Regions from separate parts of the Homo sapiens genome. Here all the other regions are linked to region 3. Evidence: chromatin contacts called from ENCODE Hi-C or POLR2A ChIA-PET data. All regions are on one chromosome and are shown on one strand. Each heading gives the region's core, a stretch centred on a gene start or an enhancer-like site at or near the end of the contact. The rest is flanking DNA. Distances are from core to core; before and after follow the strand shown. Region 1 overlaps MAMSTR (MEF2 activating motif and SAP domain containing transcriptional regulator). Region 2 overlaps PPFIA3 (PPFI scaffold protein A3). Region 3 holds the start of NUCB1-AS1 (NUCB1 antisense RNA 1).

Region 1 (2,700 bases), core at 43-2,542, 210 kb after region 3:
GCATGCGCGGCGGCGCGCCGCCCCGCGAGCGGCCGAAGCCGCGGCGCGAGGACAGTCCCGCGGGTGCTCCCTGGCCGCGCCTCAAGCCCAAGGCCCTGGCAGCCGCCCGGCGTCAGGGCTCGGTGAGGGCGGGGCTATGAGCTTGCGGACCAATGAAGAGAAAGCAAAGTGGGCCGGGGCGGGGTGTCGAAAAAACTAGCCAATGAAGTGTGGGGGCGAGGACCAGCGGTAGGAAGCCTTGAAGGCGAGGGGACGTGGTTCAGACTAACAGGGGGCGGATCTTTAGAGAAGAGGAGCCAATGAAAGAATAGGGGGCGAGGCCAAAGGGGTTGATGAGCGAGGGGTCGCGAGAGGATCAAGGGGTGGAGCCACACGTTGCGAGTGGGTGGGGTTGCGCCCTGTGGGCATGGCTTATGGGCGCTCGCCCTCTTGGCTGCTCTAGGTCAAGCCCAGCGCAGCATCTCACAGGCCACCTCTTCCACGTGCCGCGGATACCCCGGGGACGGCTCCGGCTCCAACTCCCACTCCGGCTCCTGCTGCAGCTCCAGCCCTGACCCCTTCCTCAGGGCCGGGCTCAGCGGCTCTGACTCTGGAGGAGGAGCTGCAGGAAGCGATCCGGAGGGCGCAGGTAAGAGGGTGTGGGTTGAATCCGGCTAGGGTTCTCCAGTCAGGTCCAGGTCGCAGTCCCGAGTTCACGCCAAATTTCTCCATCCGCAGTTGCTTCCTAACCGGGGCATCGATGACATCCTGGAGGATCAGGTGGAGCCTGATGGTAGGATCCAAACTGCTAGATTTAGGGGAGGTGGGGGCTGAGGTTCTGGACTCCTGCGTCCAAGGGAGGCGTGAGCTGGGGAGCTGGATCCTGGAAATGGGGTATGGGGGGCTGGCGCCCGGACCCCTGACTTTCCAAGCTCATGTACCATTCTTTATCCCGCAGACCCCCTGCCCCCTATTCCCCTGGACTTCCCTGGCTCCTTCGACGTGCTGTCCCCCTCCCCGGACTCTGAAGGCCTCTCATCTGTTTTCTCCTCTTCACTCCCGTCTCCCACGAACTCCTCCTCCCCTTCTCCCAGGGACCCCACGGACTCCCTGGACTGGCTGGAGGCCCTGAGCGGGGGTCCTCCTCTGGGTTCTGGTCCCCCACCCCCCAGCATCTTCTCCGCTGACTTATCTGACTCCAGCAGCAGCCGGCTGTGGGACCTGCTGGAGGATCCATGGTGATGGATTCTAGGATTTACAGAGACAGAGAACTGATGGGGGTGGAGAGAAGCTCCTTGTGGGAGGAGAGGGAACTACCAGCAGAGCCCCTCCTACCGCAGACACAGGATCGGAGACAACCTCCAACCCCACCTGCCTCCTGAAGTGCTGCTGACATGCAACTGCCTTAACTTTGCCTACCTGGCCTCCTTATGATCCCCCTCCGGCGTGGTATGGTTGGGGGGCTTCTTTTGCTGCTGGCCACGGCAAACAAGCTGCTTGCTGCTTCCTTCAGAGACCTCATGGATGTTCTTACATGCCCCCGACCCCGGTAGATGGCTCCCTGTTGTTTGGGGAGCCTGGAAGGTGGTTATGCCTTTTGGATGCAGGAGAGGAGCAAGAAAGAGTGGAGAGGGAGAATGGGGGAGCCGGACCCTGACCTCCCTGGGTTCTGGTTGGAGATGAAAAAATTAGAAGCATCAGGTCTAAGATCAGCTTCTCTTGGAAGCAGAGCCTGAGACAAGATATAAATGCCAGTCATTTATTAAAGAAGTGTTCTGGCTGGGTGCGGTGGCTCACGCCTGCGATCCCAGCACTTTGGGAGGCTGAGGCAAGTGGATCACCTGAGGTCAGGAGTTCGAGACCAGCCTGGCCAACATGGTGAAACCCTGTCTCTACCAAACACACACACACAAAAAAAAATTAGCTGGGCATGGTGGCACATGCCTGGAATCCCAGCTACTTGGGAGGTTGAGGCAGGAGAATCGCTTGAACCCGGGAGGCGGAGGTTGTGGTGAGCTAAGATCGCTCCATTGCACTCCAGCCTGGGCAACAGGAGCTAAACTCCATCTTAAAAAAAAAAAAAGAGAGAGAGAAAAAGAAAGAAATGTTCCCAGGAGAAACCAGCAGAAGAGTGGGGAAAACAGGACAGCAAAGGGGAAGAGGAGCAAGAGGTGACTTCAGGTGAAGTTCCAACCTCAGCCTAATCCTGCAGGGAGCTCCAGAGCACAAATTAAGTTGTGGAGTCTTTCCTGTCTTGGGACACATGGAACTGGGCCTTTGTATCTCCCTGTTTGAGCTTATTATAGCCAAACAACAAACCAGGCTCAGTGGCAAACGCCTGTAATCCCAGCACTTTGGGAAGCTGAGGCAGGCAGATCACTTGAGGCCAAGAATTCAAGACCAGCCTGGCCAACATGGTGAAACCCATCTCTACTAAAAATACATAAAAACTGGGCCGGGCACGGTGGCTCACACCTGTAATCCCAGCACTTTGGGAGGCCAAGGTGGGCGGATCACGAGGTCAGGAGATCGAGACCATCCTGGCTAACACGGTGAAACCCGGTGAAACCCTGTCTCTACTAAAAATACAAAAAAATTAGCTGGGCATGGTGGCATGTGCCTGTAGTCCCAGCTACTCGGGAGGCTGAGGCAGGAGAATGGCGTGAACCCGGGAGGCGGAGCTTGCAGTGATCTGAGATTGTGCCACCACACTCCAGCCTG
Region 2 (2,700 bases), core at 97-2,596, 210 kb before region 3:
CACTGCCACGCGCTCCAGCGCCATCCGCAGCCGCTCCCGGACCTGGGGATCGGGGCAGGGCAACAGTCAGCTGGAGACAAGATCCAGTTTAGGACAGTTGCCCCTGGTCCAGAACACCCCTGGGACGGATCCGATAGGGCAGCGTTGGGGCTCCTGTCTCCATAACGGGTATGCAGCCGCAACCAGCTATCCAATCTGCCCCATCCACTGTTAGCCCCCATCCTGGTTTATTTTTCTGCTATCAACCAGTCAGGTCCCAGTCTATGTATCCTGTCCCAATCAATCACAGTCAACATTCTTCCAACTCAGAACATCCCCAACCAATCACGGCCAGAATCTCTCCCACTCAGAACAGCCCCAGTCAACTATAGGTTTCCATTCTCCACCCCTGCTCTTCTAATTCTCATACCTTCTCATCCAGGGCCTTGTGGTGCTCGAAGAGAGACTTTAGAGCTTTGAGCACTTCTACCTCCGAGGAGACCCCACCCGGGGACTGGGCCTGGCGCTTCACCACGGTCATGCGCAGTGACCTCTCGTGCCTGGACACCAGGCACTCCAGGTGTTCCAGGAGCAGCTGCAAGCACACGGCATGGGGTCAAGGAAAAGAGGCAAGGGAAAAGGGGCAGATGTGAGAAAAAGGGTGACAGGTAGGGCGGACACATGGAGGAAAAGATGGAGCCATATAAAGGAGCACCGAGACAGGTCAGGAAAAGAGAGGAGGTCGGGGTCAAGGAACCGGTGGTACAGAAAAGAGAAAAGTTATGGAGACAGGGAGGAAGGAGTGGCACCAGAGTGGGAGACCAGCCAGGAAGTGGGAGCAGGGAAGAGGAGAAGACAGAAAGGCGAGATGGGGGAAAAAAATAGGTCACGCTGCAACACTGAGAGGCCCCGCCCCCCACTTCAACACCACGAGGCCCCGCCCCCACTTAGGCCCCGCCCTCAACACCCCTCACCCGCGTGTTGTTCCGTTCCGCCTTCAGCTCTGCAATCTCTTCCTCCCTCTCCAGCAGCTGCTCCCGACATAAGTTCAGCTCCTTCGTCAGAGCTGCAAACTCCTGTCCAGACATTGGCAGGATCTGGACATTCGGCTCAATCCTTTCCCTGTCTCCTTCATTCACTGGGACTGGAAGTTTGAAGGTCCCGCCCTCCCTGCTAAGTCCCGCTGTCCCTTGCCACTCAGGCCCCGCCCATTAACGGCAAGCCTCGCCCAGACTCCTCCCTTCCAGGCGCCAAGCCCGGCCCCTTCCGGACCGCCTTCTTCCCCCCGAGGCCCCGCCCCCTCATGCCCCGCCCCTGTCCCGCCCAGACCTGGGGCAGCGCGATGCTGAGCTGGCGCTGCAGCGAGTCCTTCTCGTGGCCGAGCTCGCGCAGCCGCAGCTGCGCTGTAGCCAACCCGTCCTGTGCCTCGCGCAGCGTCTCCAGCAGGCGCTCGCGCTCCGTGAGCATCGTGACCATGAGGCGCTCCAGCTCCCCGCCCGCCTCGTCCGGGCCCAGCGCCGAGCCCCGCCGGCCATCCTCGCTGATGGTGGGCATCACCTCGCACATCATGGCGGCGGTGCGGGCCTGCGGGGCGGGGAGGGCAAGGAACAGACCGGCCTTGTCAAGGCACAACAGAGAAACTGAGGCACAGCCACTCGGATACCACGTAGGGGAAATAGTTGGGGGCAAACCAAGCACTGCACAGAAGAAACTGAGGCCCAGGCACTGTGATCATGACACAGGGAAACAGGCACCGCCACCCTGTCACTCCACCGGGGAAACCAAAGATTGGCCACCAGGTGCTGCCAGGGGAAACTGAGGCCTATTATTATTATTATTTTTTTTTAACAGGGTCTCACTCTGTCACCCAGGCTGGAGTTCAGTGGCGCGATCACGGCCCACTGCAGCCTGAACGACCCAGACTCGAGCAGTCCTCCCAACTCAGCCTCCTGAGTAGCTGCGACTACAGGCACACACCAGCATACCTGGCTAATTTTTTTCTTTTCTTTTCTTTTCTTTTCCTTTCCCTACTTTCTTTTTTTTTTTTTTTTTTTTTTTTAGCTGGAGTGATCTGTCACCCAGGCTGGAGTGCAGTGATGCGATCTCGGCTCACTGCAGCCTCCACCTCCCGGGTCCCGGTTCAAGCAATTCTCCTCCCTCAGCCTCCCGAGTAGCTGGGATTACAGGAACCCGCCACCATGCCCAGCTAATTTTTGTATTTTTAGTAGAGACAAGGTTTCACCATGTTGGCCAGGCTGGTCTCGAACTCCTGACCTCGTGATCTGCCCGCCTCGGCCTCCCAAAGTGCTGGGATTACAGACGTGAGCCACCGCGCCTGACCTTTTTTTTTTTTTTTTTTTTTGTGGAGATGAGGTCTCACTCCTGGACTCAAGGGATCCTCCTGCCTCAGCATCCCAAAGTATGCCACTGTGCCTGTGCCATTGCTCTTAGGAAAACAGTCCTGGCTACCTGGGTGAGAGGATTTGGGAAAACTGAGGTCAGACTCCAACAGACAGTGGCAGCAAACCTAAGCCTAGCCCACTCAAAGGAACCAAAGCTGGCCGACCCTGGTATCGTATGAGTGAATGTGGAGAAAATCAGTGTCTACCTATTCTGGCTCTACTGAGAATCCCCCTCAACCCACTGCATGGGTAGGAAAACTGAGGCCCAGACCAGAACCATGCCTTAAGAAGGCCACAGGGCCAAGGGACCCAGGATTAG
Region 3 (2,700 bases), core at 178-2,677:
AGCTAGATTAGCTAGGCATGCTGGCATGTGCCTGTAGTCCCAGCTAATAGGGAGGCTCAGGCAGGAGGATCACTTGAGGACAGGAGTTTGAGGCTGCAGTGGGCCATGATAACACCCCTGCACTCCAGCCTGGGTAATCCCAGCACTTTGGGAGGCTGAGAAGGGTGGATAGCTTGAGTCCAGGAGTTTCAGAGCAGCCTGGCCAACATGCAAAACCCTGTCTCTACCAAAAAATACAAAAATTAGCTAGGTGTGGTGCGGTGGTGCATGCCTGTAATCCCACCACTTAGGGAGGCCAGGTCAGGTGGATCGCTTGAGTCCAGCAGTTCTAGAGCAGCCTGGCCGATATGGCAAAACCCCATCTCTACAAAAAATACAAAAATTAGCCAGGCATGGTGGCTCACGCCTGTAATCCCAGCTACTCATGAGGCTGAGATGGGAGGATCGCTTGAATCCAAGAGGCGGAGGTTGCAGTGAGCCGAGATCCCACCACTGGGCTCCAGCCTACGCGACAGAGCAAGACCCTGTTTCAGAAAAAAAAAAAAAAAAAAAAAAATCACACCTCTAATCCCAGCACTTTGGGAGGCCAAGGTGGGTGGATAACCTGAGGTCAGGAGTTTGAGACCAGCCTGGCCAACATGGTGAAATCCTGCCTCTACTAAAAATACAAAAATCAGCTGGGTGTGGTGGCACGCACCTATAATCCCAGCTACTCAAGAGGATGAGCCAGGAGAATTGCTTGAACCTGGGAGGTGGAGGCTGCAGTGAGCCGAGATCGTGCCACTGCACTGCAGCCTGGGCGATGGAGTGAGACTCCGTCTCAGAATAAATAAATAAATAAATAAATAAATAAATAAATAAATAAGAGTCCTAGAGACAGGGGAAAACAGAGACCCAGAGATAGAGATGCAGTGACCCAGGAGAATGGACGGGGACCCAGAGAGAAAGAGAAGGGGCCTAAGATTCTGAAAGAAAGGTCATGGCTAGAAGAGAGAGAGGTTCAGGACCCCGAGTATCCCCCATGTTCTCACCTCCCAGCCCTCCCCGGTGTCCCCAAACTCCTTCCTCTGAGTGGATGCGAGGAACTCCTCCAGGGTCACGAGGCGGTCCTGGTTGGTGTCCACCTGGGGAGCCAGATAAGGGTGAGTGACAGAGCTGGGGGCCCGTCCTCTCCCCCGCCTGGCCCCCACCTCACATTCTTCATCACATGCTCCCGCATGCGCAGTCGCTCCTCCTCCATCTCCCGCATGTCGTCCTCCTCATTCTTTGGGTCGTACACTTTCTCCAGCTGCAGGAGCAAGCGAGAGGCAGACAGCATTGAGAGGTCCCCAGCGAGCTCATTCCCGACAACTTCAACTCCCAGCAGTCCTTTGGGCACGCTACCACTCCTGGGAGCCGTTTTTGCCCCAGGGGCTGATGGGAGTTGTAGTTTTCACTGAGCTCCCATCCAGGGGGATTTAAGGGGACTGCAGGAGGAAACAAGTGGCTGATTTGGGCGTCCCTCCAGGTGCCCGAGGCTTCCAAGATGCTCACCTCCTTGGTGAAGAGTGCCTCCAGCTCCTGCTCATCCAGGACACCATCACTGTTGATATCTGAAGGGAAGAGGATAGCAAGGTATCTCAGGGGACCGAGGACGGGATGTGTAAGGTCCCTGGTGAAGAAATTTTGGGCTGATGTGGGGTCTGTTATCAGAGGACAGGTAACTACGGGTCTCCCGCGGTGGAACGGTGGCCCCCAGGCTTTAGTACCCCACTAGACCCGTTGCTAGGGCCACTGCCTAGCGACCAGGGGGTTGAGAATGGAATAGATCAAAGGGAGGGTTCGAGGAAACATGCTTGGGTCACTGTCATGCAGGATTCTCTGGCCCTGGCATTCAGTGCTCTGGACACAGAGTCAGCTCCAGGGTTATCAGGGACCTCTGCCTCCCAGACAACCAGGCCAGTGCCGACTCCAGTTGTGAGGGGAGCCTCTCCTACCAACGTAGACCCCACAGCTGCAGGGCTTCAGGCTCGGTCAGCCACACTTCCTGTCCTCACCACCGGCCCTCCTTCCTCGGCTCCCTCAGACAAGCACAACCTTCCTCCTGAGGAGGAGGCCAGGAACCCTCATCTTGCAAATCCAGTGGTTAATTTCCACCTGCATCTGACTTGACTTTCTGCCCTTGGCTTCCAGAACATGATTCTGTCCTCTCTGGCTGCCCCTCCACCTCCTTTGACGGCTCCATCCTCTTCCTGACCTCCACATGCTAGTGTGGCCCAGGGCTCAGGCCTGGGGGTCTCTTCTCTGCCTAAACTCTGGATCTGCGCTGTCCAGTACAGTAGCCGCTAGCCACATGGGCTGTTTAAATGTAAATTGATTAAGATTAAAGAAAATGTAGGGGCCAAATTTAGGGGCTCATGCCTGTAATCCCAGTACTTTGGAAGGCTAAGGCAAGATCATTTGAGCACATTAAGTTCGAGACCAGCTTAGAAAAGATGGCTAGACCCCGTCTCTACAAAAAAAAAAAAAAAAGTAAAAAATTGGGCCGGGTGCGGTGGCTCACGCCTGTAATCCCAGCACTTTGGGAGGCCGAGGCAGGAGGATCACCTGAAGTCAGGAGTTCAAGACCAGCCTGGCCAGCATAGTAAAACCCCGTCTCTACAAAAATACAAAAATTAGCCAGGCATAATGCCAAGTGCCTGTAACCCCAGCTACTCAGGA

The links. A loop is a pair of places that touch in the nucleus more often than their neighbours do. ChIA-PET counts read pairs that join two places held with the same protein, here RNA polymerase II (POLR2A). Pooled maps may share reads with other maps.
Region 1: POLR2A ChIA-PET joins it to region 3 with 23 read pairs in H1. The contact joins the enhancer-like site here to the promoter of NUCB1-AS1 in region 3. A Hi-C loop is called at or near these places in 2 of 168 maps with a recorded cell type or tissue (B cell and naive thymus-derived CD4-positive, alpha-beta T cell), 1 of 37 single-sample maps with no recorded cell type and 12 of 50 pooled maps. POLR2A ChIA-PET finds 5 or more read pairs at or near these places in 4 of 52 experiments (A549, GM10248, H1 and 1 more).
Region 2: a loop to region 3 is called in a pooled map, with 2.8 times the contacts of the local background. The contact joins the enhancer-like site here to the promoter of NUCB1-AS1 in region 3. A Hi-C loop is called at or near these places in 1 of 37 single-sample maps with no recorded cell type and 8 of 50 pooled maps. POLR2A ChIA-PET finds 5 or more read pairs at or near these places in 3 of 52 experiments (Caco-2, GM10248 and endothelial cell of umbilical vein).

What each region holds. Positions count from the first base shown.
Region 1 is chr19:48,711,788-48,714,487 of GRCh38, reverse strand. It overlaps MAMSTR (MEF2 activating motif and SAP domain containing transcriptional regulator), which reads left to right. Exons shown (of 10, transcript NM_001130915.2): 7 at 1-122; 8 at 443-628; 9 at 718-772; 10 at 938-1,763. The coding sequence ends at 1,221. Among named protein-coding and RNA genes, the nearest start is that of MAMSTR, 6.6 kb to the left of the region's middle. RefSeq lists a silencer at 1-160. Within about 2 kb of position 1,292, at least 4 of the 41 ENCODE cell types and tissues checked have a DNase peak (open chromatin) inside an H3K27ac peak, as active enhancers do.
Region 2 is chr19:49,126,722-49,129,421 of GRCh38, reverse strand. PPFIA3 (PPFI scaffold protein A3) reads right to left here. Exons shown (of 30, transcript NM_003660.4): 2 at 1,309-1,563; 3 at 954-1,055; 4 at 410-574; 5 at 1-42. The coding sequence starts at 1,548. Among named protein-coding and RNA genes, the nearest start is that of PPFIA3, 8.5 kb to the right of the region's middle. RefSeq lists a silencer at 1,150-1,549. Within about 2 kb of position 1,346, at least 9 of the 41 ENCODE cell types and tissues checked have a DNase peak (open chromatin) inside an H3K27ac peak, as active enhancers do.
Region 3 is chr19:48,917,618-48,920,317 of GRCh38, reverse strand. It overlaps NUCB1-AS1 (NUCB1 antisense RNA 1), which reads left to right and starts at 1,427. Exons shown (of 2, transcript NR_046633.1): 1 at 1,427-1,614. It overlaps NUCB1 (nucleobindin 1), which reads right to left. Exons shown (of 13, transcript NM_006184.6): 8 at 1,534-1,592; 9 at 1,196-1,288; 10 at 1,032-1,124. RefSeq lists an enhancer at 729-1,228.